Linked DNA regions of Mus musculus: region 1 is linked to region 2. A link is a loop called in an ENCODE intact Hi-C map of the cell type or tissue named here. Cell type or tissue: left cerebral cortex. All regions are shown on one strand. Each heading gives the region's core, and the rest is flanking DNA. Links, peaks and the distances in the headings are about the cores only.

What was found. A loop is a pair of places that touch in the nucleus more often than their neighbours do. Peaks named below come from ENCODE experiments on the same cell type or tissue, not always from the same donor. Only the 100,000 strongest peaks of a DNase experiment are listed, where the experiment ranks them.
Region 1: a loop joins it to region 2, with 2.4 times the contacts of the local background. A loop is called at or near these places in 2 of 42 quality-filtered maps.

What each region holds. Positions count from the first base shown.
Region 1 is chr16:33,478,873-33,494,849 of GRCm38, forward strand. All of the region lies in intron 7 of Zfp148 (zinc finger protein 148), which reads left to right. Among named protein-coding and RNA genes, the nearest start is that of Slc12a8, 31 kb to the right of the region's middle. In left cerebral cortex, for the core only: no CTCF peak of the experiment used is centred there; no DNase peak of the experiment used is centred there.
Region 2 is chr16:33,297,347-33,313,323 of GRCm38, forward strand. Snx4 (sorting nexin 4) reads left to right here. Exons shown (of 14, transcript NM_080557.2): 14 at 1,085-2,216. The coding sequence ends at 1,132. Among named protein-coding and RNA genes, the nearest start is that of Snx4, 54 kb to the left of the region's middle. In left cerebral cortex, for the core only: a CTCF peak has its summit at 9,399 (motif pointing right); DNase peaks (open chromatin) are centred at 7,090 and 9,399.

The DNA of each region.
Region 1 (15,977 bases), core at 5,230-13,229, 180 kb after region 2:
GCCTGCCTCTGCCTCCTGAGCACTAGGATTAAAAGTGTGCACCACAAGGCCCAGCTAGCAGAGAGCCTTTTCTTTTAATAGTGTTAGTTGTCCTTTTTTGAAAAACACATACATCTTTGTAGCCACACTCTTGTTTGTTGGTAGAGAAGGTCTGTTCAAAATTTTTCTGTCCCATTTAATAGGCAGAGCTATATTTTCTGTCTTGTTTTGCTTCTTCCAGATATTATTTAAGAGAAAATATGTGATGTGTAGTCCTAAATCTGAATTCCCTCATCAGTAAATTTGAGTCTTTTGTGTTTTTGATGAATTGGTAATTTGTTCCTTTTTGTTGCTTTCCATTTTATGGATATAAGCACTTGTAGAAGCATATATAGGGTTGTTCAATGGTAAAAATAGTATACATGGGCTAGCGAGAGATAGCTCAGTGGTTAGGAGCACTTGTTGGAAGACCCAGGTTCAGTTCCCAGTACCCACATCGCCACTCACAACCATCTTTAACTCCAGTTTCAGGAAATCTGATACCCTCTGACTTCCAAGGCACCAGACGGCACATGGTACATAGATAAACAAGTAGACAAACATCCTTGCATATAAAATAAAATTAGTATTTTTTAAAGTTGCATACAGCTTTTTGGTCAACATGTGTTTCACTTTTGAAAATATCTTAGGATGGAATATCTAGTTTATATTGCAAATGGATATTTGGTTTTATAGGAAACCAGTAAATTACTCTAAAATGATTGTGCTATTTTATATTTTTATAGTAACTGATGAACTTTCAATTTGTTCTGTAGCGTGTAGATTTTGCTATCCTGCTTTAAGGTCTGGAAGTGGGCCTGGCTACAAGCCCTCACCCAGAGAATATTAGATCCGTGAGTGAAAAACACAGACACATGTTTTTCAATTTCAACCTGCCTTATTGGCTCAATTACTGGGCACTACTATGGCTAACCTGCCCTTCCCAATACTCTTAGCTCAGCACCTCTTAACCTGCTCTCAGCTTCAGTTGCTCAGTTACCTTTAGTCCCTGCTCAGTACCCTAACCTCCTGCCTGGAGAAGTAACCCATGATCACTCCACCTGGTTGGTTGGCTTTTCTTCCTCTGAAGCATGGCCAAAACTCCTTTCCCCTCTCTTTATCCTGTATCTGCTACCTTCCTCCCCCCCCCCCCCCCCTTTGCAAGGACCAGGAAGTCCTGCCTAGTCCACCCAGCTAATTGGCTGCTAGCATCTTTATTGATAGCTCAAGAACCAATTGGGGAACAGGACCTTAGCATCAGACCCACCCCCTTCATTGTTCTGCTTTGTTGAGACAGGCTCTTATTGTATAGTCCAGGCTGGTTCAATAGCATAGTCTTGCTGAGTGCTGGGGTTTCAGGCATGTACCACCATGCTCCACTTGATCTGCATTCTTGACCTTGTCATATTTACTTTGGCCATTCTAATGAGCTTTACTTTGCATTTATTATGGCATTTTAATTTTACATGTATGGGTGCTTTGTTTACAAGCATGTTCATGCATCAAATGCATGCACACCTAGTACCCATGGAGGCCAGAAGAGAGCATTGGTTACCTTGAGATTGGAGTTACAGATAGTTTTGAGCCATCATGTGGGTGCTGGGAACCAAACCCAGGTTCTATATCAGAGTAGCCAGTGTTCTGTATTTATTTACACTTTCCTAGGGCTCTAAAAGGTTGGACTTTTGTTGTTGTTGTTGTTTTCTTACTCGCATTGATGGAGTGATAATTCCCTCACTCATTAAAAAACATTGGATTATTTTCTTACTTTTGAGTTTTGAGATTATCAGATATATAATTAGTGCCTTTTCTGCTGTAGATTGATGGAAAAGACTTCAATCTTTTCCTGGATCATGTAACAGTTAACATCATTTACCATATGACTATCCCTCCCTCCCTCCCTCCCTCCCTCCCTCCCTCCCTCCCTCTTTCTTTCTTTCTTTCTTTCTTTCTTTCTTTCTTTCTTTCTTTCTTTCTTTCTTTCTTTCTTTCTTTTGTTTTTTGAGACAGGGTTTCTCTGTGTAGCCCTGGCTGTCCTAGAACTCACTTTGTAGACCAGGCTGGCCCCGAACCATATAACTATTTCTTGCTGTGATATAAAAAAATAAAAGGGTAATGAGTTTACATTAATATATTCTGAAATATGTAGAAATGTAAGTCTAAAACTTTGGCAGATACTAGGCTTAGATTTTTTTTTTTCCTATTACAATTGGAACATGTAAGAAAAGGCCTGGAGGTGCAAGTTTTATTATTTACTTCAAAAAATCAACAATTTAGGTAAATGGGCTTTGGTTTAGTGCTTCTATCCCCACTACCCATGATTTTATACTAAGGCCTTTGAAGGGTCACCAGCTAGTGTGCTAGCCCTACAGTATGGCAGCTAACTTGTCCACTGGCTCACTTGTGGCCACTAATGGCCAGTACCAGTACTGCCTCTGTGTCTGTAAAGTGCTGGGTCTCACTGCCTAGTCTCTCTGCAAGGTGCTACCCTGGCTGATAATAGAGGGTTCTTCTTCTTGGGGAAGTTCATGTCACAGTCATGGCCTTAGCGTTGAATTCCCTTGTGCACTTGGCATAATATTCCAAGACATCTAGCAGTCAGTCAGCCAGCCCAAAGCCAAGCTGTGCCAGCCCTTGTCATAACATGGCAAAACCGCTGGCCTGGGCTTTCATGTTAATAGGCCAGAGCCATGCTGGAATCCTGACCCTGTAAACCAGGCAGGGTACAGTATGCAGTGGAGGCTGGCAGGAGTGGTGGTGGGCCCCTTCTTCATTGACTGTACTGTTTCAGCCCTTTAGCTGCCTTGCACAAGCATGAAATAAAGTCCAAATGCATCTGCCCTGCAAAACAAACAAAAGCTCATTATATTATCTTATATATCACACATATATATATCATACAAACTTACATAGCACATATTTTCCTAGACAGCTGGTTAATCTTTTTTTTTTTTTTAATGCAACTAAAGCACCAAAAAGAAATGAATTTGAGCAGCTCTGATGGCACATTTCTGAAATCTCAGCATTTAGAGGGCAGGAGAATTACTGTAAATTTGAGTTTGCATTGCCTACATATTGTATTTCAGACACAGATACTGGGCACAACTTCATTAAATAAATAAATAAATAAATAAATAAATAAATAAATAAATAAATGGAAAATGCCCACAACAACTTCAATAAATAAATAAATAAATAAATAAATAAATAAATAAATAAATAAAAGGAAAATGCCCACAATCATATTGTATTGTCATTGGAAAATATTTTAAGTATGTGACTATTTTATACTTAACATTGTTTAGAAAGATTAATGCTATACTTAAACTAAAATGCAGTTAGTACATTATATGTGAAATTTCATTGTAATTTCAGTTCAAGACCTGTGTTCATTTCTAATCATATTTAATCCAAAAGTCAGTTAAAAAAAATCCCATGAGCACTCCCTCCTGTCAGCAACAGCTGTATAAAGTTTCAGGTGTACTATTTTAATATTGCTGAGCTTGTTTCCAAATACTCTGGCATAACTCTCTAAGACCCTTCTCAGACTTACTTTCCGAGGATAACACTGAAGTTGTGATCCTTCTGCCTCATGTGCTGGGCTGACAGGCATGCGCCCCATACCTGGCCCGTGCTTCTCAGCCAGAGACTAGAGCAGCCAAATGATAAGAGGAAATAACAGCCCAGAAATAGAGCTGTTCTTTGTAGGGATATCAGAAGGAGACTTTAAAGTGTAAACTGTCACTTATGTAGTATAGAAAATAGATGAAAAATAAATTTTACCAAAGAATTGCATCCTATGAAAAGCTCTTGAAAGTTCTAGAATTGAACAGTATAGTAAGTGATACAAAAGAGGCTACAAAAGAGAAGATTAGTAGATTGGAAGTCATTGAGAGAAAAATAACATGGAAAACACCCAGATTTATAGTATAAACATTTCTTCACTTCTCTCAGGAATAGTCAGTCTGTAATGCTCTACACCAGATGGGTGAGAGAATCTGCACATGGTGGAGCTAGAATTCAGGTTATAGCGGAGTATACCTTTGTCATTAGAATTCTAAAAATGAACTGGAACTAACAGCATTAGCAGAGAGTGACCATGCTTCTAAATATTTAGAACAGACACTAAATTAAACTCAAAAGTCCTTTTAACACCAAACAGCACGGGAGGGAAGCATACAGGCAAGCTACAGGTGTTGGTGTATGTCTGCAGCCCCAGCACTCTGGAGAAGGGCAGAAAGGCTACATACACAGTGTAAACCAAGGGCTGAGGGCACAGCTTGGTGTTACAGTGCTTGCCCAACATGTGCCAGGCTCTTCTTCCTCTCCAGCACAGCAAAAGGGGGTAGGGGGCTTTCATTTCAAAATAACTGAACCTGTAAAGACTGAATACTTTAAAGTTATGTGTGCACAGGTATGTGCCAGAGTACATACATGGAGAGCAGGGCCAGCTTCAAGGAGTTGGTTCCCTTCTTCCACCATGGGTTTGGGTGTCAAACTGAGGTGTTGGATTTGTGTGGCAAGTGCTTTTACAAGTTCCTGCCCCCCAAGAAACTTCATAGTAACAGTACCTAACTTCCTCCCTGCGTTTCAGTTTTCTTGTTAGTGTACTTGTTCATAATTTCATGCTTCCATACTTTGAGTACTGCCTCTCCTGTCACCAGCCTTTCACCACTCCTCCTCCCACTGACCTTCCACTTCTCATCTTCTTCTTTCTCTCTCTGGGGACCACTGCATTTTAATTAGGACTGCCTGTATGAGCACTGCTGGACGTCATGTACTCTAGTAGGGGCAACTTGCCAGTGAGAAGGGGACTCACTCCACATGTAACCACTAAGGGCCTATAGTCTCAGAAAGTGGTGGGGCCTTATGGAGATCTCCCCATCCATGATTGAGTGCTTTCATAGGTACAGTTTCGTGGAAGTCTGGAGCAGGTAGCATTGATGCTGTGAATAAATGGGTACAATAGCCATATGGTTCCAGGAAGGTACAGCATAGCATTGATGCCTGTGCCCCCTGGACTCTGGAGGGGTGATATAGGCATCCTATTTAGGGGTGAGGACTCCAGTTTCTGGGTCTTTACATTAACTCTTGTAGCTGCAAACAGAAGGGTCTGTGACCAGGGCTGAGAGCAGCTCTCACCTATGGCAGTGAACGTCCATTTTTGTTTTAGATGGGCTTTTGTGTATCCTTCCCTGGCCTTGAATTCTCTTTGTGGTTGAGAATAACTCAGAATTTCTGGTCTTGGCTGTATACCTCCCCAGTGCTGAGACTACAAGTATACACCACCACACTTCATTTATATAGTATTAGGGATCAAACCCACTGCCTTCTGTGTGCTAGGCAAACACTCTACTAGCTGAGCTATATCCCAGGCCCTAGCTCATTTTTTTTTTTCAGTAAAGATAATAAAGTCATCAGATATTGCATCTTTATAGATCCATTTTTAAATCAGTATAGAGTTCTGTACCCAGGAAACTATCCATCCAAAGTGTGGATGGAGTAAAACTGTATTCAGATGAACAGAAACCAAGAACATTTATTATCAGTGGTCCCACAATTTAAGAGCTATAAACATTCCTTAGATGGAAGAAAAATGATCCCATATGAAAACAAGGAAGTAGGACCAGCAACATGGTTCAGCAGTAAAAGTTCCGGTCATGCAACCCTAATGGCCCGAGTTCTACCTCTAGAACTGTGAAATAGCCAGACGTGGTGGTGAAATAGCCAGACATGGTGGTGTGCATCGATAATCCCAGCATTTCTTACAGAAGGTAGAGATAGGAGATGTGTGTGAAGTTCATGGGCTTGCTAGCCTGGAGTACAGAGCACAGCAATAGAAACGAGAAAGACCCTGCCTTAACACAGTGGGGAGAGAGAAACAACTCCTTCAAGTTGTCCTTTGGCCTCCACATGTACACCTTCTACATATACATCACACACACAGTGATGAAGAGAAGAGAAAAACATGGAGAGGCAGAGAAAGACAGAAGAGTGGCAGGGACATCAAATATGTAGCTAAGGCAGATCTGTGTGAGTTTGAGGCCAGCTACAGAGCAAGTTATATATAGGACAGCAAGAACTACATGGACCAAAGCAAAATGGGAAGAAGAGGAGGAGAATTTTAAAGCAAGTCACAGTCATATAATCAAACACACAGGAAAAGAAACTGCTAAGAGATACACTTTGAGATACACTCAAAGTGTTTAAAATTGAAATGGTTTAGATTTTGTAATAACTGCTTTTGCATAAGATGCCTTAGGGTTGGATCCAAGTATCACAGGAACTTTATTGCTGTGGTGGCACATATACCCTAAAAGGTTATGTGATAAGACTTACTTCAGCTGGCTGCACTGTGGTATAGTATCCATACCATGAGAGGTTGCATGTGGAACTGCTTCCTGTCTCACTTTGGCACTCAGAAAGTTTTGGATTTTGGAGCATTTCAGATTTCGAAATTCTGGGCTAGAGGCCTGTACCTGATTAACCCCAAACCAAATGATCCAATAGTGGACAAGTGGTATATGATTATGTTTAATCCGAAAGTCCTAATGTAAATAGCTTAAATACTCCAGAATAGAGTCAGGCTATACCAAGTCAAAGATCAGGAGACATCTTTTATACGTAAGGATCAGCAAGAGGAAACACGAAAACATTAGAAAAGCATACACTGTAGACAGTTATGGCTACAGTAAACACAGCCAAAGAAGAGTTTTCAAGCATCAAACAGAAAAGATGGAAAACATGTCACCAAGGTTTGGTAACATCAGAAGACTGGATGTTTTTAAATGTGTAAGACAAGCCAACACAGAAAGGAAAAATAAAAGCAAGTTGTTCATCAGATTATTTTTTAAATCAGCTGGAAAAGAACTGGAACCATGACCACGGGGACCTGGTCTGCTCAGCCCGTTGACATTGAGATGCGTAATGCGTCATCTACAAATGTGCTAGGCCACATTCATAGCAATTCATGGATGTGGACACATCTGGACTGTGCTTTGGACATACATATTAGAGCTCATTCATCCAAAACTTACTGTCCCACATTCTTTTCAAGTATGTGATGATCGTTTACCAAAAGAGTCATAGTCTGTCATAAGCCAAGGCTCTGCACACTATCAGTATTAATCCGTAGCCAAGGGTGCAAATTTGTATATGATTTAACACAAGCATTAAAAAACAGGAAAACATTACAGCTTTGTTTTTAAAACCTGAAAATGTAGGCAGGAGATGGCTCAGAAGGTAAAGGTGCTTGTCGCCAAGCCTGCTTTCCTGAGTTAGATCCCTGAGACTTACAAAATGGAAGAGAGAGAACTGGCTTCTACAAGGTGTTCACACACTGCATGTGTGGAGGTCAGAAATCGACTTGAGAGAGCCAGTTTCTGCCTTTCACATGTGGGTCCCAGGAGTTAATCAGGTTCCCTTAAATACCAGGCTTGTCACCTTTACCACTTAGCTGTCTTTCTACTGTAGTTGTAAGAAGATTTAAAAAACAAACAATTGAGGCCAGCCTGGTCTACAAAGTGAGTTCCAGGACACCCAGGGCTATACAGAGAAACCCTGTCTCGAACCCCCCCCCCCCAAAAAAAACAAAACAAAAACAAAAAAACATAGTGTATGTGTAGGAAGGAGGTGACCTCATGGCCATAGGACCTGTAGTGATTGGGTTGGGGGGGAGGTTTGTCTGCTTCGTTTTGTTTTAGCTATTTGACAGCCCAATACAGAGAGGAGAGAGATGGCTGATTCTGCATCAGAGTATGTGGATTCTGTATAATAGCAGTGTTCATACTCTGTGGTCAACATAAAGCAGCATTCAAACTGTATTTCTCAAATGCAGTGTGTGTGCCTTGATTAGGAAGACACCAAGCGAGCTTCAACATAGTAAACAGTGTATGCTGTAGACTATAGCCAGCATCATAGTAAATGAGAGAAAGCTGAGCATTTTCTCTAAACCCTGGAATGAGATGAGGGCGGCCACTCTCTCTATTCTTACTCAATATATCACACTTTTAACTAAATAGAGCACAATTTACAGCAGCTAAATTATGAAACCAACAAGAAGTAAAGAAATGTGGTAAATATACACAGTGGACTTCCTTCAGCGATAAAGAGCAAAGTGTTTCATCTCTGGGTAAATGGGTGCAGCTGGAGATAGTCACACTAAGTGAATCTGGGCATTGTGAAAGTATCTTTTCTTTGATCTGCACTGCCTAGATTTTACATGCAAATATGTGTATACTTAAGAATATTTATCTTGGCTGCTCTATTCTGACAGAGTCCCCCCAGGTTGTATTGATATAAGTTTTATTTATGATTGTTACACATTAAGAGTATATATTTTTATGGGGGGCAGAACGGTGCTTCAGCGCCTGTGTACAGTGTACAGAGATGGGATCAGGGCAGTGGGCACATTCATTCCCTGATGCGGTTGTCTTTTCTTTGTGGGAGGAACAGTTGGAATCCTCTTTGGTAGGAATTGACAATAAATTGATTTGAACTACAGTTCTCCTGCTGTGCTATCGTCAGCTGTCATCTCCCCGTCCCTGCCTCTTGAACACTTCTCAAGCCTTACTGTTTATCATGTTATTTACTACTCTAAAATAAACACTTTTTTGGGTGTATGTAAAAAAAAAAACAAAAACAAAAGCATAAAAACAGTGTATGTGAAATGCAGTGCAGAGTACAGTTAATAGGAGCTGGCAGGTCTTTTTATTATAGCAAAATAATAAGGCATTAGGTGCAGGGAGTCATCAGAAAGCCTAAGGCCCCTAATTAAGGCCCTGATTAGGAAACACATTTAGTGATAAAGTTTGCTTTTGAGGATTGGTTTTTATCCCTTGATACTTTAATTAATTAGGAGATTATATTTAGTATATATTTATATATTATGTTTAGTATAACTAATAATTCACCGAGAAGGCTGAGATGCCTATATACAGTGTTGTATGAAGAGGAGGAAAACAGTCTGGTGAGGAGGATTTTTTCCTTATTAGGAATTGGGGGTGGGGTGTCAGCTGACATGTGTGTGCTGAGTGCTGTCTTCATTGTTGGTCTGTTACTTTAAAGCGCGTACTGTCAGTGCTGCCTGTAACGTTCAGAAACAGGCTAACTTCAGATACTATAAATCAGGACAGTATTTACTTATGCATTTTAAAATCTGTTTCTATGTTTTGGAATTACAAAATCATTTCTTTTTGCACATAGTAATAATAGGAAACCCGCTCATTTTACTAATTCCTAGTAATGTCACATTTAGATGACATTTGCCATTAATTAATATTATGCCTAAAGTTAGATCTGCTAGATGCCTTTGGGATGTTAATTACTTAGTATTAATAGGCCAAGGTGCTTTGTACCCATGTGTACTCCAACTGTACAGCTGGGCTGATTTAAAAAATGGAATGTTAAACTTGTTTGGTGGTGCAAACTTATAATCTCAACACTCTGGAGGCTGACAGTGTGAGGCCAGACTGCGCAGTATATCCAGCCTTCATTCAAGAGAGACAGCACCAGGTGACAGTGGCCGTGCTCATGTTGCTCAGCAGGCTGCTCTGTTCCAGTTTTCATACCTCGTTCTAGACAAGGGGTTCCCATCCTGAGGGTTATGACCCCATGTAAGGGCCACATACCAGATAATTACTATTCATAAAAGCAAAATGACAGTCATGAAGTAGCAACGAAATAATGTTATGGTTGGGGGCACCACAGCATGAGGAACTGTGTTAAAGTGTCGCAGCATCAGGAAGGGTGAGAGCTACTGTCCTAGACCAACTCTAAGCTACTTGAAGTTATGATTAGGGTTTTCTTGGGATTTTTCTCTTACTTAAGGGAATTAGTTTCCTAGTGTGTTGGGTAAACAAAGAAGTCTAAACATGAATACTTAGAAGCTAGGAAGCAGGTCCCATGTTAGCTGCTTTATTCTCAGGAATCTAGGACTAGACTACATATACAGTCTTATAAATAGATCCTTTCAAAGCTTTGTAAGAGAAACTCATTCATGAGTAGACCATATCTTTCTCTGTGGCCTGTGTTTGCCTTGAACTTAGTTCTCTAGCCTCAGCTTCCTGAATGTCCTGTCTCCCACTATGCCTGGACTAGCCTACAGTTTAAAATGAATGAATGAGGCAAACATAATACAGTGTTTTTAGAGTTCCAATTCTTAGAACTTTTCATTTTAGGCAAAGAAAAAGCATTCTATCTCAGAAAGATAGGTTTTGAAAATTGCTTCCCATTGAAGTGTTCTCAAGTTACTTTTTTCCTTCCTACTTCTTTTACTTCTCTCTCTCTCTCTCTCTCTCTCTCTCTCACAAAGATTTATTTTTACTTATATGGTACACTGTCGTTGTCTTCAGACACCAGAAGAGGGCATCAGATCCCATTACAGATGGTTGTGAGCCATGATGTGGTTGCTGGGAATTGAACTCAGGACCCCTGAAAGAGCAATGAGTGCTTTTAGCCGCTGAGCCAGCTCTCCAGCCCTACTTTTCGTTTTCTGAGACAGATTTTCTCTATAAGCCCGTCTGCCCTGGAACTCATTCAACCAGACTGGCTTCAAACTCACAAGAGATCATCCTGCCTCCCTTCCCAAGTGCTGGCATTAAAGGTGTTGATCACCGCCGCCTGGCTAAAGTCACTTCTTCATTAAGGATCTTTAGGCCACAGTTCTTTTGCCCGTTGGGTTGAACCTGAAATTGACATGTTCTCATGTTACTGTCCGGATTTTCCCCTCCTAGGTTGTGCTTGGTCTCGGATGCTCTTCTGTAGAATGTAGTTTTCCTGGCTGGTGCACAGCTCCCAGCCTGATGACTGCTCTTTCCTGACCTCCTGAGCGTGCTAGGTCTCAGTCTCAGTGCTCCCAACATTAGGAGCAAGCTCCTGGGAGTGTGGTTACTAGTCCATGTGTTGAGCTTAATAATTCTGATCTCAGTTTTGCCCAAGTTCAGTTTAAGAATGTTTTCATTTGGCATGTATGGCCTAGTTGTTGAATTATAACTATAATTAGTTTGTAGGTGTAATAACATTAATTTACTACCAGCCTCTTCACTTTATGTTAATAGCTAACATATTCTTGAATTACTGCATTGTGTCAGATTTCATTCTCAAATCACCACTAATTTTCATAAATTGTCCACTTAATGTTTGGTTCTGAGATATGAGCTAATGGTTCCATTTTACTGATGAAAATATCAACTCTGGAGGTTTATATAACATCTGTAGTCTTTTAGCTAAATACTGAGACCAGCTTTAAACCTAGCTCTTGGCTGTGGAACCAATACTCTCAAGTACTATTTTATGTTGCTTCTCTTAATCCTGCATGATCTTACTTTTAGCATAATAATTTATATAATATATTTTAAAATGTCTACTCTTAAGATATTTTAATAAATAATTTGTCCATGTGTGGGTCCTCATGCCTATAGTGCGAGCACTTGAAGCTAAGACAAGTGGCTCGCCATGAGACTGAGCCAGCCTGGGTTATGCATGTAGTGAGACCCTATCTCACTTTAAACACTAAACACTAAAGTGGTAGAGTATAAATTTCGAGTGTCAAGTATATTTTACTAAGACTAAGTGAACTTCGTCGGAGGTGGGGTTTTCTTTTCAAAGTGGGGTTGGGGTAAACAGGATCTCATAGCTTAGGCTGATCCTGAACTCACTATGTAGCCAAAGGTACCCCTGAACTCTTAATCTTCCTGCTTCTGCCTCCTAAGTACAGGTGTTCTCAGCTTGTGCTACCATGTCTAGGTCACAGATATGTTTGCCCTAGGTTTTTCATTGAGTTCATTATTTTAAAGTTTACTTATACTATAGTTAGTAATACATTTTCTTGACTATTTAAATTCTTTCCATTCATTGTAATAAAGAAGTAACTAAATGATAATAACAGGGTTGTAGTGTGTAGAAGAATGCACATGGCAGCTTTTGAAACTAAAGAAGGGTTAGAGTTGAGAAGTTGAATCCAAGAGAAAGGCAGAGGCCAAAGAGACTCGAAATTTCTTTTATCTTAAGACCACTGATAGGCAAGATAGACTCAGGAGGCAGAGGCAGAAATAACTCTGTGAGTTTGAGGCCAGCTTGGTCTACAGAGTGGTTCTAGGACAGCCAGGGCTACACTGACTTGGACCACTGATAGGCTTTTAAAGCGATCAGTGTCTCTTACTGTGCTGTGGAGTTAGAAGAGGAAAATGTGTCCTGGCAGGATGACTGCTGTTAGGGTTTTAAAATGTTTTTAGAAGGCTTGGCCCTTAGCTGATGGACCTCAGTCACAACACAAGTGGATTACCCTTTGATGGATTCATATAATGATGACATAATTGGGAAAGAGTAAAAAATTAAAGTAGGGCCTGGTTGTGGGAACGGGGTCACCGGGGTTTGTAGTCCGTGGGGGCTACAACTTCTCCCTTCTTTCCTGGTTTTCTCTGCTTCCTGGCCATCATGAGATGAGCAATTCTGTTTTAGCAGTCCTTAAGAGTAGTTTACTTATCGTGTGTGTGTGTGTGTGTGTGTGTGTGTGTGTGTGTGTATGTGTGTGTGAGAGAGAGACGAGAGACAGAGAGAGAGAGACAGAGAGAGACATGGATTTGGGCATGCATGTGCTATGCACACACATGGAGGTCAGAAGTCAAAACCTAGAGTCAGTTCTCTGGTTTCACTCCAGGTTCTAGGGATTGAGGTCCATTTGTCAGGTTTCTGTAGCAACTGAAGGAGGAAAGGGTTTTACTGGTTACAACCCATCATTTAGGAAACCAGGATAGAAGCCAAAACCATGGGAGAGCGCTGCTCCTTGCTCAGTGTTCCAGCTTGGCTTGCTTTCTTACACTGTCTAGGCCCACATGTGTAGAAATGGTACACCCACAATAGGCTGGGCCCTCCCACTGTCAATTGACAGTTAAGACAATCACTCATAGACACGCCCACAAGCCAATTGATGGAGGCAGTTCTTCGTTATGGTTATCTAGGTATATCAAAGTGATAAAAACTTGTGGGAACACATGGCATGCACTTTTACCACTAAGCCTTTTGATGGCTGCCACCACTGCCTTAGACCTGTTTTCTACCTTATCACATATACAAAGCCAATGGAGCCAGCCACACCAAAACCTGTGAACGTGTGAGCGAAGTGAATCTGTCTTTTAAATTATCTAGTTCAGATATTAGTTGCAACAAGAGAAAGGTGGCCAACACAGCTAGTTAGAAGGACATTACCTCCCCCTCCAGCCTGGGAAATTCTTTTGAACTAATGATGACAGTAGGAAATTTAGAGGAATCAGTAGGACCTGTTAATTGGAAAAATAGGAAGAGACACGGAAGGTTGTACAGGCCTCTGGCTCAGACAGCTAAGTGACTAGTAGCAACATTTTAATCTACGCTGCGGTTAGCAATCTTCAGTTTACTGTGAGATGCTATGTATTTGAGATCCTAAGTATCAGAATGTCAGGAGTGGCGAGATGATCCAGTGGTTAAAAAGTACTGGCTGCCCTTGCAGAGGATCCAGGTTCAATTCTCAGCATATATACACTGTGGCTCCCAACCACCTGTAACTTTAGTTCCAGGAGATCTGACACGTACTTCTGGCCTCATCCAGCATTAGGCTCGCATGTGGTAAGCATATACACATACAAGCAGATATTCATACACATAAAATAAATAAGTCTAAAATGAAAAAAAAAAAAAGAGATACGTTGAGTAGACAAAGCGTATGGGTCTGGGGATCAAATTTGAGCATAATTAAAGCCATGGCCAGAGATGACCTTTCCTCTTGCCAAAGAAAATAACATAAAAGGAGAAAGGCAGCAGGCTCAGCGACTACTGTACCGTGCCTTGCCAAGTGACAATAGGAGTATCTTTGAGGAGAAAATTAAAGAGAGAGTTGTTTGAGTGATTTGCAAGAACCGTCCTGACCCTGGTATGGTCATACCTACCATGATCCTTGCACTTGGAAGGTTGAGGCAGAAGGATGGTGAATTTAAGACCAGTTTGGGGCAAAAAAAGCAAGCTTCCAGCCAGCCTGGCATACATATCAAGACCCTGTCTCAAACAACAAAACTGTGTAGCAGAAAAGAACCATTTTGATAGGGTAGTGGATAAATCTGATTTACAATAAAGTTTAAACAAGGAGAATTAGTTCAGACTGTCAAAAATCATATTATGTCAAGCTATAGAGCAGTAGATTATGCATAAAGTGTAGGTCCTTGCTATACTCATATGTACTTTATAGAGAAAGCAAGTTCTGTTAGCTCACCACTTGAAGGCTAAAAGTGAAAATGATAGAGCTCTATGAACTTGACCTCTGGTCAGGACCCCTACCTACCACATTATCAGGTAGCATCATGACAGAATTGGAGAGATCTGAAGGGAAAATGGGGGTCCAGAGCATCCATTTAGTTTCCTTGCAAGAAGCAAATCATAGATGCTACAAACAGGAAGTTTGTTCCTTTTGAGAGTATTGTCCTTGATGATGTAATCATTTTATGCTAGGCTCCATTTCCTAAAGATCCCCTGCCTCCCAGTACCATAATAGTGAGGACCAAGCTTCCAACACAGCAGCTTTTGTGGAATACACTCAAACTGTAGCATGTGGCCATCTGTTAGAGGACTCCTGCATCCTGACTCATAGGCTGCTATGGTCTGCAGTATCAAGTGACCAAGGCAAAACATCACAGTCAGGACTAAGAAACTCCAGAGCCCTTGGGCACTAGAAACCTAGTATTGTGGAACATACTGAGATTTTTTTTTTCTTACGTGTTATGCCTTCCTGAATGACTTTTTTAAAAAATCACAAATTTTTTACTCTTCATTTAAATTTTTATACCAGTCTTAAAATTATTTAAATAGTTTATATAAAATAGGCTTCTTTTTCCAAGAGAGGCTCTCATACCCTCCAAGGGAAAAGCATTAAAAATTTTTTCTCCAAAAGAAATTTTATTAAATTGTTTTCGTTTTCACAGAAAAGATGTATCAGTCATTTATTTCCACTTCCGTTCAGCAGTAGAAACACCAAAGTTCCCAAATCAGGGACATCAGCTGTACTGCTTTCTAAGACGACATGTGGAAATAGGTAGCAAGAGTAAATCAGAAAGACGCAGGCCCACAGCTATGTAGTGAGTCCTTACCTCAAGAAGAAAATGCAGGGCTGATGAGATGGCTCAGCAGGTAAGAGCACCCGATTGCTCTTCCAAACGTCCTGAGTTCAAATCCCAGCAACCACATGGTGGCTCACAACCATCCGTAATGAGATCTGACTCCCTCTTCTGGTGTGTCTGAAGACAGCTACAGTGTACTTACATATAATAAATAAATAAATCTTTAAAAAAAAAAGAAGAAGAAAATGCAAGAGTCAGCTAAAAAAACCTTTACAAATAAATGATTTCATTCAAATTGTAGAAAGATACACCTTGTACACACATGTGTGGGAGGATATTGGGAAGGAGAATATTTTCTAACAGTTTTCAGTAACATACTCTTACTGTATGGTGGGGAAAGCATTCAAGATGACCCTGGCTCTGCTGTTCACAGACATCCTTTTATCAGTACAAGCTATTTGAACTCAAAGTAATGTTCCCCATAGCTAAGAAATCTCTAGGGAGTCAAAGGATGAGAGCAGTCATGTGTCGGGTTGACAGCACACTGGTATAATTCTTTCCACAGATGACACGAGAAACTTGGCTTTGAGATTAGAGAAGAAATAACCTTACTTTTGCTTTGCGGTTCTAGGTATGACTCTCACTCAGGACTGCATGTGTGCCATGGCGCACACACACACCACAAATGATTTCCCAACCTCAAACCTTACTTAGGAAACTTTGTCCCAGTACTTTGTGTTAGTAAATTCTCTTTTAAGATATACTTAGGCTCTAGAGTTCACTTACTCCCAAGTGCTTTTAAAGGAATTAAGAGCCGTACCCATCCTGATGATTTGAATTCAAGACCTACGACCCACAGGGTGGAAGGAGAAAACT
Region 2 (15,977 bases), core at 5,006-13,005:
GAAAAAAAAAAGTTAAAAATTGATTTTTCATGTTCTTTTTGTTTGTTTGTTTGTTTGTTTTTTGTTTTTGTTTTTTCGAGACAGGGTTTCTCTGTGTAGCCCTGGCTGTCCTGGAACTCACTCTGTAGACCAGGCTGGACTTGAACTCAGAAATCCACCTGCCTTTGCCTCCCAAGTGCTGGGATTAAAGGCGTGCACCACCACTGCCCAGCAATTTTTCATGTTCTTTACAGATTTTAAGTATTATAAAAATAGCACAGATATAATGAAAATTTCAGTGACTCAGAACATACTAAATAAAGTCCTCCAACCACCACCAAGATGCCTTTTAAAAATATCTCTGTTACACTTTAGTGTGCATCCTTTGGGATATTTTGGCAGCTATAGTCACCTAGAAAATACACACATTTCTCCTTCCCTCAGAGAAAACTGGATTATATGTGCTCATGTGGACTCTTACAGAGCAGTGATGAGGTCTAGCATGGTTTCCTTTTTTTAAAAAAAAAATGTGTGTGTGTGTGTGTGTGTGTATGTGTGTGTGTGTGTATACACAAACACATATACACATACTGTAGCTGTCTTCAGACACCAGAAGAGGGCATCAGATCCCATTCCAGATGGTTGTGAGCCACCATGTGGTTGCTGGGATTGAACTCAGGAACCCTGGAAGAGCAGTTAGTGCTCTTAACTGCTGAGCCATCTCTCCATCCCATGGTTTTCTTTTTTAAAAATCACTTATTTACATCCTGGGAGGGGGACATGTGCATGTGGGTCCTGGTGAGACACCTCACCTCTCTTCATTTTCTTCTCTTAGGAGAGGGCCTCACAGTGCTAGCCCAGGTAGAGCCTTCCTGTCTTTCAAACACAGGGTCATATCATCTACAACCAGGGATAATTGGACTTCCCTGATCCCATTTGAGTTCCTCTTATTTCTCTTAAGATCAAGGACCATATTCAACAAGAGTATGAGACCCTGCAGTCTTCCGACGTTAGAGGGATGTGTACAGATGCCCAGCCATTGTGATGTTGGCTGTGGGTCTGTCTGCTGTGTAGAATCACATTGTAAAGTTTCTTTTGTTCTCAGGGAATTCAGGTTTGGACCAATGCTAAAGAATGCTTCAGCAAGATGTAACCCCATGAAGTGACTTTTCTCTGCAATCAAAGCCCCAAAACGAAGCACAAGTAAAAGAAAATCTATTGCTACCTTATACATAGAAGCATACTGTACATGGAACAAATCAGCTTTCTTTAAGCATAGTTGTGTTCATATAGCACAAATGATACATTTTAATGAAGAATAAATATTATAATTTGAAGTTTTGGGGACTGGTGCTGATTCCAAAAAAGTTAATTTAATAAGATAACCAACAGATTGTTAGTCAGGCTCCTGATCCAGTGCCTCCGTCAGGATGTGAGTTAATCTCCATGTGCACCTCTCAGTGCCCACTGTCCAGATCTCTTCACGGGCAGTTCTTCCCAGACCAGACGCCCAGATTTACTTTGTAGGACCCACTTCTGCTATACAGTTATTTTATCTTGCCTTAGAGTTGAGCTGTTTGGTTTGACAAAGCTCAGCAGAAACTTGTTGTGAAGTCTAAGGTTTTCTTCTGTGTTCCTAGATCCTGTACCATCTGCAACACTAGAAAATGCCTTCAGTTTGTGTCTCACCAAAATTTTGATACTGGTCAGAAATTTTATACTGCCAACAACGAAGTCTCAGCTTCTCAGATTTGCAGTGGAATAGATACATTATTATAATCTAGAAATTGCTATATAGAGAGTATTAATTTAACATTATTATTCTCAGATAAGAAGTGTTAACTTCGGCAGCAGCCTCCATTTCTTCTGCTCGGCTCTGTGCTCATGGCGTTTCAGGGTACGAGGTGTAGCATCTCCATGTGTGAGACACTCGTAGTGAGCACATGTGAGCGGTACCGTCACCATTAATGTGCGTTTCTGTTGCCTGGCTGTGATTTTTGTAAAGATAAATGATGTTGTTGTGCTTTAGTGTGTGTTTCATGGCACATGTTCAGAAGCCAAGCACACTCTCTGCCAGCTTGCAGACTCCTCCTAACCGTGCACTCATTATTTCTAATGTTTTAAAACTATACTCAGTACTGTTTGACATTTGACTTTTTTACATGTTTAAAATGTTGCTGGATTTTTGTGCTGTTTGCCAAACTTATATAATAAAGGAAGTGTTGTGTTTATTTCCAGAAGATTTGTATTATTTTAAGATGATCCATGTATGTAAATACCTGATTTTTTGTGAGAAAATAATGCATGCCATATTATGTTTTAAAGTGGCCTGATGTTGGTGTTTTGAGAAACAAGATACTAAAATTAGAAAAGATTTAAATTTTTTTGTTATGGTTTTGCTCTGGTTTGATTCTTTTTGAGACAGGGTTTCATGTAGCCTGGGGGCCCAGTCCTGGAAGTAGTTTTATAGATAAGGCTAGACACAAAAACCTATCTCTGCCTCAAAAGAACACCTATCTCTGCCACCCAAGTGAGTGCTGGGATTAAAGGCATGAGCCACTCTTGGCTTTGCTATGGTTTTCGAAAAGATAAGGTTGGTAGAAGCAAAATTTTTCAATGTGATACACATTTTCTTCTATGTGTGCCAACCTCTGTTGATTAACAAAACACCCTTCTACTTGGTAGTTAAAATCACAGCCTAGGACTCGGGCTGTAGCTCATAGTGTGCTCCTCCGTGTGTGCCAGGCCCTGGGTTCCATTCCTATCACCACAGAAAAGTAAAGAAGACAAGCGTCATTCACTCGGGTGATCCCAGCACTCAGGAGGGAGGGCAGCCTAGGCTACATAGTTCCAGGCCAGCGTGAGCTAGCTACAAAGCGAAGCCTTCCCCTGACCCCTGACCCCTGACCCCCAAAGAAACCTCTTTCATAAAATGACTTTTAACAGAATGTGATAAGGTTTTTTTTGTGGTGGGGTTGGGGGGTATCTGTTTTGTATGTTTAGATTTATAATATGTGTTTTGAAAGATGAATTTAAAGCCAAATGTGCTGGTGTGTGTGCCTGTAATCACAGCTGCATAAGGCTGAAACAGTAGGACCCTTCAGCCCACAAAGGAGCTCACAGTGCAGCTAGGTAGAGTGCTTGCCTAGCTGGAGAGAAGTACTGGCATTGAGTCCTAGCACTGAGAACTCTGACCTGGCCTGTAAGCCCAGGCTCAGGAGGCGGACGGGGGCTGGAGGATCAGAAGCCCAGGGGACCTCCTGGGTCACTTAGAGAGTTAGAGACGGGACTGCAAGGGACCACGCTGCCTCAGGGAAAGGAGAAAAGAACCAGTATATGATCCAGTATTGCCGTTTTCTGAGTAAATACTTGAGAGAATGGAGAACAGGGTTTCTAAAGGAGAGCACGCCTGTGCACACAGCAGCAGTACTCATGACACCTAGAACATGGAAGCAGCTGAGTTTTGTTTTGTTTTAAAAGATTTATTTATTATTGTATGTAAGTACAGTGTAGCCGTCTTCAGACACACCAGAAGAAGGTATCAGATCTCATTGTGGATGGTTGTGAGGCACCATGTGGTTGTGGGATTTGAACTCAGGACCTTTGGAAGAGCAGTCAGTGCTCTTAACCCCTGAGCCATCTCCAGCCGTTTGGTTTGGTTTTGGTTATTTTATTTTTTGAGACTAGGTTTCTCTGTGTACCCTTGGCTGTTCTTGAACTCAGAGAGATCCACCTGCCTCGGCAGTGCTGGAGTGTAGGGATCAAAGGTATGCGCCACCACCGCTGGCATAAATATTTATTGATGGACAAATGGGTTTTAAAAAATTAGGTATCAGGGTTTTTTTTGATACATTGAGTGGAGTATTGTTCAGCACTGAAAAGGAAAGAACTCTTAACAGATGCTGTTATGTGGGCTAATCTTTACTGCATTCTATAGTATTGACTAAGCCACAGATAGACAAATAGCTGTGGTCACAGCTATGTGGCACTGAGGTCCCAACCATAGAGACAGGGACTAGAAGGGTGATTGCCAGGACTGGAGGTGGAATTTCAGATTAAAAAGTGAAAAGAACTAAGTAATCAGTGCCATCATTTTGTATGAATGTAATGAATACCACTAAACTATCCTTAGATAGTTAAAGTCATTTATTTAAAAACAAAACAGTGGGGCGTGTATACAGCTCAGAGCTTTTGGAGGACCCAGATTGCTAACAGGTTGATAGGTGCATTGTTCAGAGGGATGTGTGCATAGTCGATGCACGTAAGAGTCTCAGGTGCCCAGTGCAGTGCTAGAGCCCAAACCAAGCGGAGTCCCAGGTCGCTGAGCTACTCCCTAGGCTTTCCTGCCTCACTGGCAGACACACAGTTTATGTGGGTGTGAGGGTGGGTATAGAGAAAGGAGAGAAGTCCTGGTTTTATATCTGTATCTATGTTTATATAGTGAGTAAATTTATGTAACAGATTATACCTCATTAGGACTAACTATCACATCAGAGATACTGGCCCAGCCCAAAGAAAACCAGCAGTGTCCCTATGCTGTGTCTGGCTGCAAATAACTGGAAAAGCAGCTGGCTTCATCCCCCTATCTGGGGCAGCTCACATGAGGTCTACCTTATGGTCTTGGCACAGCAAAGCCTTCCATCTCCATTTCTTTCCATTGTGCAGTACATCCGAAGAGCAGTGAAGGGTTAAGATGGAAGAGTTCAATGTATAAAAATGTCCTGTATGTGTTAAAATAGCTGTAGGGATTCGTCTAGGCCAGTAATAAGTTAGTTTCTTCCTCCCTCCCTCCCTCTCTCCCTCCCTTCCTTCCTTCCTTCCTTCCTTTCTTTTGGTTTTTTTTTTCCCCCGAGACAGGGTTTCTCTGTGTAGCCCTGGCTGTCCTGGAACTCACTCTGTAGACCAGGCTGGCCTCAAACTCAGAAATCCACCTCTGCCTCCCGAGTGCTGGCCCAGCCAGTAATAAGTTTCTAAACTGTGACGTTTAAGTGCTTTCTTTATTGTAATTTGTTTTGTTCTGTTTCATCTATCAGTTATAGAGGCAGGCGTGTCTTAGAGTTTCTATTCCTCCACAAACATCATGACCAAGAAGCAAGTTGGGGAGGAAAGGGTTTATTCAGCTTACACTTCCACATTGCTGTTGAACACCAAAGAAAGTCAGGACTTGAACTCAAGCAGGTCAGGAAACAGGAGCTGATGCAGAGGCCATGGAGAGATGTTACTTACTGCCTTGCTTCCTCTGCCTTGCTCAGCTTTCTTTCTTTCTTTTTTTTTTTTTATTAGGTATTTTCCTCATTTACATTTCTAATGCTATCCCAAAAGTTCCCCCATACCCTCCCCCACCCACTCCCCTACCTACCCACTCCCACGTTTTGGCCCTAGGGTTCCCCTGTACTGGGACATATAAAGTTTGCAAGTCCAATGGGCCTCTCTTTCCAGTGATGGCCGACTAGGCCATCTTTTGATACATATGCAGCTAGAGACAGGAGCTCCGGGGTACTGGTTAGTTCATAATGTTGTTCCACCTATAGGGTTGCAGATCCCTTTAGCTCCTTGGGTACTTTCTCTAGCTCCTCCATTGGGGCCCCTGTGATCCATCCATTAGCTGACTGTGAGCATCCACTTCTGTGTTTGCTAGGCCCCGGCATAGTCTCAGCTTGCTTTCTTATAGAACCCAAGACTACCAGCCCTGGGATGTTACCACCAACAATGGGCCCTCCCACCCTTGATCACTAATTGAGAAAATGCCTTACAGCTGCATCTCACAGAGGCACTTCCTCAAGGGAGGCTCCTTTCTCTGTGATAACTCTAGCTTGTGTCAAGTTGACACACACAAAACCAGCCAGTACAAGGCGTCAAGATCTCCCCCATGGACAGACGTGGTGCACTCCTGTCGTAGCAGAGGCTTTGATTGAGAACTTACAGAGCCCTGAGACAGAAGCAGTTCTTTCAGAGACAGGATTCCAGGATCTTTGAAGCCTAGATGTTAAGTACAGTACCTACTTGCATCTATAATTTAGCTATTCAGGAGACACTGAGCGGAAGGATCATTTGAGTCTGTGAATTCCTGACCAACGTAGACAACATGGTTAGACCTCCCACCATGCCCCCCCCCCCAATCAAACAGAAAGCCTTAAGTAGTTAAGACTAGAGGGAAATGACTCCTAGTCAATTGGCCTGTGTAGCTCCCCCAAGAGCCTGTGGCTGCCACTTCCATTGCCTTTCCAACAGCCTGGGAGGCTGAGCTGAGACTGGCCAAGGTTACTGTGAGGCGGGTATGGGAAGGACTCAAGGAAACAGGTGACTAAGTGCAGCCGGGATGAACGTTGCTGCTCAGTTACCCAGGCAGTTACGGTTACGATAACTCTCCAGTTCCTTCCTAAACATGAGCTGGTATATGACACCCTGGCCTGTGAGCTGGAGGCCAGTGACCTCTTACCGGTGGCTTTAGAGCAGTTGTCCTACATGAGCTAGGCCCCAAACAGCAGGCTTCCTAGTACCCCCATTAGGAACTGGAGGGACCTCAGGAATCGCCCATATCCGCCTGACCCTGGAGCCCTGGGCAGCTCAGGTTCAGTTTGCGATGGACACCAGCCCAGGAGTAACTGAAGCCCCCTGTCCTCTGGGAGAGGTGGAAACTGAAGCTCTTGGGGGAGCACCTGTGTATCCATGACAGGGACACTGCCTGAACGAAGGCTGGCTAAGGAAGCAGCAAAGGGCACACCTGGGAGGCAGTGTGCAGACCTCAGGCCTAACTTATGTGATCATAACAAAAATTCTAGATAGGGGAAGGTATGGGTGTGATCTCAGCACTCGGGAGATGGAGATGAGAGGATTGTTGTGAGTTTGAACTCATCTGGGTCTACACAACAAGTGACGGGCCACCTGGGGCCACTTAGCAATACCTGGGTCAGAAAAGCAGAACAGCTCTGGGGACTGGGAAGCCTAAGATGGAGAGGCTGTATCTGCCATCTTGATGAGTCAGCACATGGTAGAAGACAGACTACAGAGGAAGAGGGGAATCGGAAGTGGAGGGGACCCTTCCTTATGTAGAGTATGAATTCATCCTGGGCTAGATGCAGCCTGTCTCAAAAAACGGATGGGTGGCTGGGTGGGCGGCCAGGCAGGTGGGTAGGAGGATAGCATAAGAGACTGGGTGACTAAAAGCCTTTCCATAATCAACATTAACCAATTCCTGGCCCAACGCCTCTTTTTGTTTGTTTTGAAATAGGGTCTTTCTGTGCAGCCCAGGCTGGCCTCAAACCCAGAGATTCTCCTGATTGTGCCTCCGGAGTGCTGAGGGTACAGGTTTGTATGCATCACCACTTCCGGCCCAACCACCTTTTAACACTGTTGCATTGGGGGTTAACATCCAAGCACACAAACTTGGGGCACCACAGCATCGGCTTCTCATTGCTTCAGGCTTTTGGAAAGGCCACTTCGATTGCCTGACTTGGCTCAGCTTCGGTCCCCTCCTGTGCCTAGACGTACGGTCTCCCCCATTACCTCCTCTGGGAGAGCTTCCCTATGCTTCTGTTCAGAAACACCATGGCCTGAAACTGCTGAAGCTCCCCTGGAGAGGACGCAGCCTGAAGTGCTTGAAATGGCTGGCTTGTAAGTATGGAAAGAGCTCAGAGGATCAAATCCTGGTATGCATTAAGGATAGCTATAGGGACCAGGGGTCAGTGCACCCTGTGGGCCACTATGGAAGCCTCTAAACTGGAGTCCAAGTATTTTCCTTATTGTAATCTGTTTTGTTCTCCCTCATCTATCAAGTATAGTGTAGATGTGTCAGAATCTCCCGCATCATTAGATGTGGTGCACATCTGTCATATTAGGAGTTAGGGGGCTGGAATAGAAGGATCAGCAAGCAATTTGAGTCCAGCCTGGGCTACACTGTGGGACTCTGTCTCAACAAATAGTGCTTCTCTTCTACAGCAACACCCAGCTGCCTAATTTCTCGTTTTCTTTTCTCCATTTTAACCTACCTTAAAGGTATATGTCCTTTGCTTTCTGTTGCTGTGATACAAGCATCTTGGGAATAATAGGTTTATTTGGCTTACAGGTGTCAATCCATCAAGGGAGCTCAAGGTAGGAACTGAAGTGGAGACCATGGAGGAACACTGGCTTTCCCACAGGAGCACTTCAGCTGACATTTCTTATACAGCCCAGGCTGCTACCCAGAGAAGGCACCGCTCACAATGGGCTGGGCCTTCCCGCATCAATTAGCAGTCAAGACAATGCTCCCAAAACATATCCATACGCCAGTCTGATGGAGGCAGTTCTTGAACTGGGGTTTCCGCCTCCCTGGCATGTCCAGTTGGCAACCATAGCCATGCTCCCTCCCTGAATCTTGGTCAGTGAACTCTGGGGTTCACCGGTTACTTCCTCCTCAGTGATGGGATGGGATCCTCAGTGTGCCCAGCTTTTGGGGTGGATTCTTTGGCCCTTGTGTCTGTGTGGCAAGCGCATTAGCGACAACTACCTCTGCACCCCTTATTTTTGTCAGCATCTTGTGTAGCCCAGGTTAGCAAACTCCAAGTCTTCCCATCTCAGCCTTCAAGTTTACAAGCATTACAGATGTGTGCCACCATGCTCAATTCATTTATAGATTTATAAAATTGGAATCTTCAGCTGTCTTCTGCTGAGTCATTCATTCTTAAAATCTTGCAGTGTTTTTGACTTAGTGCCCCCTTGTGCCGCCATCCAGGCAGCCCTCTCCCAGTCCTTGGGCTCCTGGCTGACTTTCTCTTTATTTGTTAAATATCACTTGCTAGATTTACCCACACCCCTCCTGATCGGGCTCTCTCTCTCACCTCTGGTCCACAGTGCCTGACCAACGTAGACTTAGGTTGTGCCTGACAATGTAGTGCCTGTCTGTAATATCACTGGGGTCAGTGACAGAAACCATGAGACCAGGAATCTATAAAAAAACATCTGGGAGGGGCTGGAGAGATGGCTCGACAGTAAAGAGCACTGGTTGCTCTTCCAGAGGACATGAGTTCAACTCTGAGCACCCATGTGGCAGCTTATAACTGTCTATAACTCCAGTTCCAGAAGATCTGACACCCTTATGCCAACATACATGCACATAAAACACCAATGCACATTAAATAAACAGACTAATAATAATACTTAATAATAATAAACAGTTGGAAACCACTCCGTGAGAGCAAGTTCTCCACCAAGACATTGAATAATTACAGGACACTAGGCATTTGATGGTCATTGGTTCTTTTGATTGTGACAATCTCCTGCCCCCATATAGAGAACTTTCTATTTTAGTATGTAGAAATTAGAATTTAGAGTAAACCTCGGTCAGGCTGGCTACCTCACTTATAGGCAGTCCCTGAACTCTAGCCCAGGGAAGGAACTCTGGTGGCTGTCCCATATGGCCAGCCCTGCACTCTAGGAGTGTGCCACTAGGTGGCAGCAAAGCTAACGGACCCAGGAGAAACCTCTGGTTGAAACTGGTTTTTGTTTTATAAAAGTAGCACGGACTTTTATTGATGTGACTAAAACTAGATTATTCAACAAAATAAACATTAACCAAGCAGGCACAGTCCATGTGGTAAAAGGGCAATAAAGTAAACAGACCTTTAAACTTGGACCTTTCTACCTACATTTTGGCAATGTAATTACTCAGAGGAGACTGTCTTCTGGGGACTCACCAGGCTTGGATGATACCTCACTGTCCTACGCAGTGAAGCCTTTTGAGGGGGAGTTGAGCTTGCCTGTCCTCTAAGGAGGGCTTCCAGGGAGAATCCAGGTGCTCTACCACTGAGCCACACATCCTAACCCAGTCCTTCTGAGAATAGGATTTGTCATGTTGTCCAGGCTGGGAATATACCCGAATGCCTCCAAAAACTATTTCAAAAAGAGAAATACACACTCCACTTGGGAGAATGAAGAGATGAGAAGTTTTCACACTTTTAGATTAGAAAGATGGTATAGTATGTCCTTGTGTTTTTGTCTTGGATATTTTTGTTGTTGTTATTTTATTGGGTTCTTATACCTACCACACTTCCAGTCCTTATTCCACCTTAATGCCTTCCATCCTCCCACCGCAACACTAGGTAAGAAAGAGGTTTAGAAGGGAAAGGTATAGACCTCTTTATACTACTTCCTGCTGACTAGGGGCATTGGGTTCCGTGGCAAATCCAATCTCTATCTTCAGGACATCTCCAACCAGCAATCCAGCAATAGCAAGTGCAGCAGAGCCCAGGAGGAAGCAGGAGGAACCAGAAGCAGCCTCCACACGCGTGCTCAGGGCTCTCGCATTTATACCCTCTCAAGAGTCGCCAGAATTCCAAATATAAACAATTTTTTAGCTGGCAAAGATCACACCCCTCCTAGAATATGAAAAAAAAATCACAGCAGCTGTGGACAAACTAAAGGAACCTCTATCCCACACCTGAGATTAAAACAAAAACATGCACATAGCATAACTGGGTTTTTTTTTTTTTTAAGAAACCAAGATTCACCATATATTCTTCAACACACACACATCATGAAGGACTTAAAAGGTTGTTTTTCTGCTTGCCTCTGCTGACAAAGCAGTTGGCACGGAGCCAGACCATACCCACTCAAGCCTCGAGGACAGGGTACTTGGGACTGGCACACAGACATCTCTCTTCACATGGTCAGCCTACGAGCAGCCCGGCCCCACACTCAGTGTTTTGCGGACAGAGATCTTTGAACTCACAGCATGGGTTGGTCACTGGCAGGTGCCGGTCTCATCGTGCTTGTCTGTCTACTCCACAGCCAGAGGAGAAGCTTCAGGCCCCAGACATCACTGTAAAGCTGGAGGCTGCTCCTCCCTGCAGCTGCCAGCACAAGTCAAATATGGCCTAGTGGTCCACAAGTGCCAGTCGCTCGGCTGGCATCAGCTCTCCCCTGAGCCATGGCCACCCCTGCTCTCTTCACATCCTAGTCCAGAACCTGACAGTCTGGGGATGGTGGCCCATGCCTCTGATACCAGCCCCTGAGAAGCTGAACAAGAGAGGCTATGTGACTTTGAGGCCATCCTGAACTACGTAGTACCAGGCTAACCCAGGCAACAACATCACAAGAGCCATGCATTTTCTGTGTTCCTAGCAGGGCCTCTCATTTCCTTGAGAAAGCAACCCCATTTCCCCAGAAGTTGTGAGAAAGCTTGAGGCCAGAGAGGGAAAGTGACTTTGCTATGTTTACACACAGGTCTTCCTCATATGATAACCAGTCCCTGTTAGAATGGGAGGAAGGGTCAGGGAAGGGCAGGCCAGTGAGGTTTGTGTCTGGAACTGGGCTCAGGCTGAGCCTGCTGGTGGTGAAGGCTAGAGAAGAGAGGAGCAGAGGCTCATGGGAGACTGCGTTTTCATTTTTGATGGGAGCTTCCCTCATGAGCCGTGCAATTAGGCACTCAATGAATCTGAAACATTGCCTTTTTGAGGATTTCGAAGGAAATATCCCATCCTGGCTGCTTAGAAACTCAAACCAGAACCAGAAGGCTGGGGGCTGTTGGAGTCCATTGATTTGCCTCGTGAGTTGACATTAATTTGTAGATTCCCCATTTGGGGCCCTAACTAGGCATAAAATGAAATTAACTAATTAGTACAAATGTCTGCAAGTGCTAACAGAACAATTACATGAGGAGGGAGTGGGGAGAGGGAAGGGGACTTGACAATTGAGTTCTTTTCCCAGTCAATGCTGAGCTGCAAAAAGCAGAAAACTAAGCTTGGCTACAAACAGCTTGGGGCCATCGTGCAGTCCTATGCATGCAGATGGGTCCACTCCCAGGTCACTCCACCTGCTCATCCTGACCTTGGTAAAACTTGAAATCTACTTGCTACAAAACCCTAGGCCCGTCTCTTTGCTTTATTCCCTGAACCCTGGAGCAGCTTAGAACATCTGGCTTCAAGGTGCTGGGTACCCATGAGCCCTGGGGGCCTGAACTCAGGCTGGAGTGTCTCAAGGTGGGGGAGGGGCACCATCTGGAAGCCCTTCATGGTAGGCCAGCTAAGAAGCAGCTAGAGAGTAGAGTTGTGTTTGAGAGGTGAGCTACTCCTTCCATTTTGCTATGTTTTGGATCTTTTAAAAAGAATTTATTTAACTGTGCAAGGTAGCGCATGCCTTTAATTCTTGCACTTGGGAGGCAGAGGCAAGTGGATCTCTGTGAGATCAAGGATAGCCTGGTCTACATAGACAATTTGGGATCAGCCAGTGCTACATAGTGAGACCATATCTTAAAAGAATATTTATCATCATCATCATCATTATTAGTGTGTGTGTGCGCGCACACACACACACCACCACCACCACCACCACCACACACATTCAAAGATCAAAGGACCACTGAGAGTCAGTTTCTTTTTCCACCATGTGGAGCCCAAGACAAGGATCCAACTTAGCTTGACAAGCTTGGTGGCAAGTGTCTTTATCCTCTGAGCCATCTTGTTAACCTATGCTTTGGTTATATGTAAGTACACTGTAGCTGTCTTCAGACACTCCAGAAGAGGGAGTCAGATCTTGTTACAGATGGTTGTGAGCCACCATGTGGTTGCTAGGATTTGAACTCCGGACCTTCGGAAGAGCAGTCGGGTGCTCTTACCCACTGAGCCATCTCACCAGCCCTATGCTTTGCTTTTAATACTTAGTTGCCAGCCATGGCACTCACTATGGGAAGGTGGTTGAACCTTTAAGAGGTGGAGCCTAGCAGAAGGAAGTCAGGTGATGGATGTTCACCCTTAAAGGGAATGCTGGGACACTAGCCCCCCCCCCCCCACCCTTCCTGGCTGCCCAGAAACAGGGAAACAGCTCTCCTCTGGTTCATACTCTCCCCTGTGCTGTACTGCCTGACCAACAGGCTCAAAGGGGTGGAGCCAAACCACAATGACCTGAATCCACGTATCAAAGCAAACCTTTTCTTCTGCTAACTTGCTTTCCCCAGGCGTTTAGTCACAGCCACATGGGGTCAGTGAAGGTAAAATAAGGCAACTGGATCAGCAAAGTCAGCCCAGCTGGGATGTAGTTAGAGCAGCAGGCCCCCAGCCCCGCCTACACCTGTGGGTCCAGCGCAGCTGGGGTGCTCCCAGCCCTGTGCTGTTCTGAGTGGCCAGGTGACTGAAGGTGTACAAAGCCACCCAGAGCTATAGAGGTAAGTCTGCTGGCTCAGCACCCATCATACCTGCACCATACTTTGCCCCTGGCCATTTGGGGGACGGGGACACCTAGGGCTGGGGTGGGAAGGAGGCCATCCCTAGGAGGCAGCCTCCTCGCAGTTTGTACACTGGCTACCTAACCTGCTCGCCCTCCACCCAGCCCTGGCCTGGCTCTGGTCTGTTCCGGTCCCTCCATGGTGATCTGCAGAGACCTGGAGATGCAGAAGCAGGCTAGCCCCCACCCAAACCCCCTCAGCGCAGGAAGGTCAATCAGTGTTGCCGTTGACTAAACACACAAGTGAGAGGCAAGGAGAGAGGACAGACACCTGAGGACCACCCAGCTCAGCCTCCCAGGCACTGCATGAGACAGACTCTGTTATCCTCTATGTTTTGCACATGAGGAAACTGAGGTTCAGAGAGGCTGGCCTACACTCAGTCCCAGTCCTTGGGGTTGCACAGGTGGGGATTTGTGGAACTTGGGGCATTTTATCACTCCAGGGACCGCTGTGGGCGTATGAAAGGGTGGTCACCTCCATGTCTCCTGAACATACAGCAGAGCCTTCAAGTAGAATCTGGCCAGGACTTTACTTAAAAAAAAGAAAAAGAAGGAGGAGAAGGAGAAAGAGGATAGGGGAGGAGAACAGGGGAGAAAGGGGAAGGGGGAGAGGGTGAGGAGGAGGAGCAGAAAGAAGGAAGAGGAGGAGAACTGGGTGTAAGTGTGGCACAAATGTATAATCCTAGCACTTGGAAGTTAGAGGCAGAAAGATCAGAAGTTCAAGGCTAACATGGGGTTATATGAGATTCTGTCTAGAAAAAAAAAAGAAGTAGAAACAAAAAATCACTGCTCTGCATGATGGACCTGCATCCTGAAAGCCGGGCAATCCTCCACTCTTGCCACCGAAACTGAAAAGGAGGGAGGGTCTTTGGGTCCCCCTCTAACTGGAAAAACTAATTTTAATGCTATCTGGTGTATCAGTGATCATAGGCAGAATTCCTGTGTACATTGAATTGGAAAATGTAATCTTAGGGGCTAGCAATGTAGCTTAGCAGGTTAAAGCATTTGCTGTCAAGCCTGATGGATGTCCTAAGTTCAATCCCAGGACTCACTCACATAGTAGAGGGAGAAAACTGACTCCCACAGCTGTCTTGTAAACTCCATACATGCCCTGTTATGAATGCACACGTGCGAGTGCACACACATACACCACACACACACACACACACACACACACACACACACACACACACACACACACGAATGCATACATAATAAGTAAGCATTTTATAAATGGAGTTTCAGGGACTGGAGAGATGGCTCAGAGGCTAAGAGCACTGGCCACTCTTCCAGAGGTCCTGAGTTCAATTCCCAGCAACCACACGGTGGCTCATAAGCACCTATAATGAGATCTGGTGCCTTCTTCTGGCCTGCAGAGCATTATATATACATAATAAAAAAATTTTGGGGGCGGGGAGGCAGAGGCAGGCGGATTTCTTTTTTTTTTTTTTTTCTTCTTCTTTTTTCTTTTTTCGAGACAGGGTTTCTCTGTGTAGCCCTGGCTGTCCTGGAACTCACTTTGTAGACCAGGCTGGCCTCGAACTCAGAAATCCGCCTGCCTCTGCCTCCCAAGTGCTGGGATTAAAGGCGTGCGCCACCACGCCCGGCAGCAGGCGGATTTCTGAGTGAGGCCAGCCTGCTCTACAAAGTGAGTTTAAGGACAGCCCGGGCTACACAGAGAAGCCCTGTCTTGAAAAACAAAACAAAACAAAACAAAACAAAACAAAACAACCTTCTTTTCAATGGATTTTTAGGAGTGGGGTTATACTTCAGTGGTGGAACACCTACCTATGGGCTTTCGAAAGCGCATACGTTTGAATGTGGGGTCCCAGTTGGTGGAACTGTTTGGGAAGGATTAGGAGGTGTTGAACGAGGTGAGTCACTGTCAGTGGGCTTTGAAGTTTCAAAAGATTTTGTCATTCCTAGTTTCTCTTTCTGTCTCCTCCCTGTGCCAGGACACCTGCCCTAATTTAAATTTAAGATGTGAGCTCTCAGCAGTTTCAGCCCCCAAACTTTTGTTCCACCATCAGGGACTTTAACCCTCTGAAACCATAAGCTTAATTAAGTGCTGGTTTTTATAAGTTGCCTAGGTTGTGGTGTTTTGCTTTTTATTAACTAATTAATTAATTAATGTGTATGGGTATTTTGCCTGCGTGTAAGTCTGTGCACCATGTGTATACCTAGTGCCTGTGAAGGCCAGAGGAGGGCATCAGATCCCCTGAGACTGGAGTTACAGACAATTATGAGCTGCCATGTGTGGGTGCTAGGAATCAGATCTGGGTCCAATGGAAGAGCAGCCAATGCTCTTAACCACTGAGCCATCTAATAGCCCCTGCCCTGGTATTTTATCACCACAACAACCAAAATGTAACTAAAGCACCATCCAGAAAGGAAAGGGAAAGGAGAAGAGGAAGAAGAGGAGAAGTAAGAGGAGGAAGAGGAAGAAGAAGGGGAAGAGGAGGAGGAGGAAGAGGAGAGGAAGAGACCTCTTGGGCTCTAGAGAAACGGCTCAGTGGTTTGGAGCACACATTTCTTGCACCCAGCACCCACATCAGGTGGCTCACAGCTACCTGTAACTCAAGCTCCAAGGAATCTCCCCTCTGGCCCCCAGACACACATACACACATACACACATATACACAAACAGGAATAAAATGATCTTAAAAAGTCAGTGCTAAGCCGGGCGTGGTGGCCCACGCCTTTAATCCCAGCACTCGGGAGGCAGAGGCAGGCGGATTTCTGAGTTCGAGGCCAGCCTGGTCTACAGAGTGAGTTCCAGGACAGCCAGGGCTACACAGAGAAAC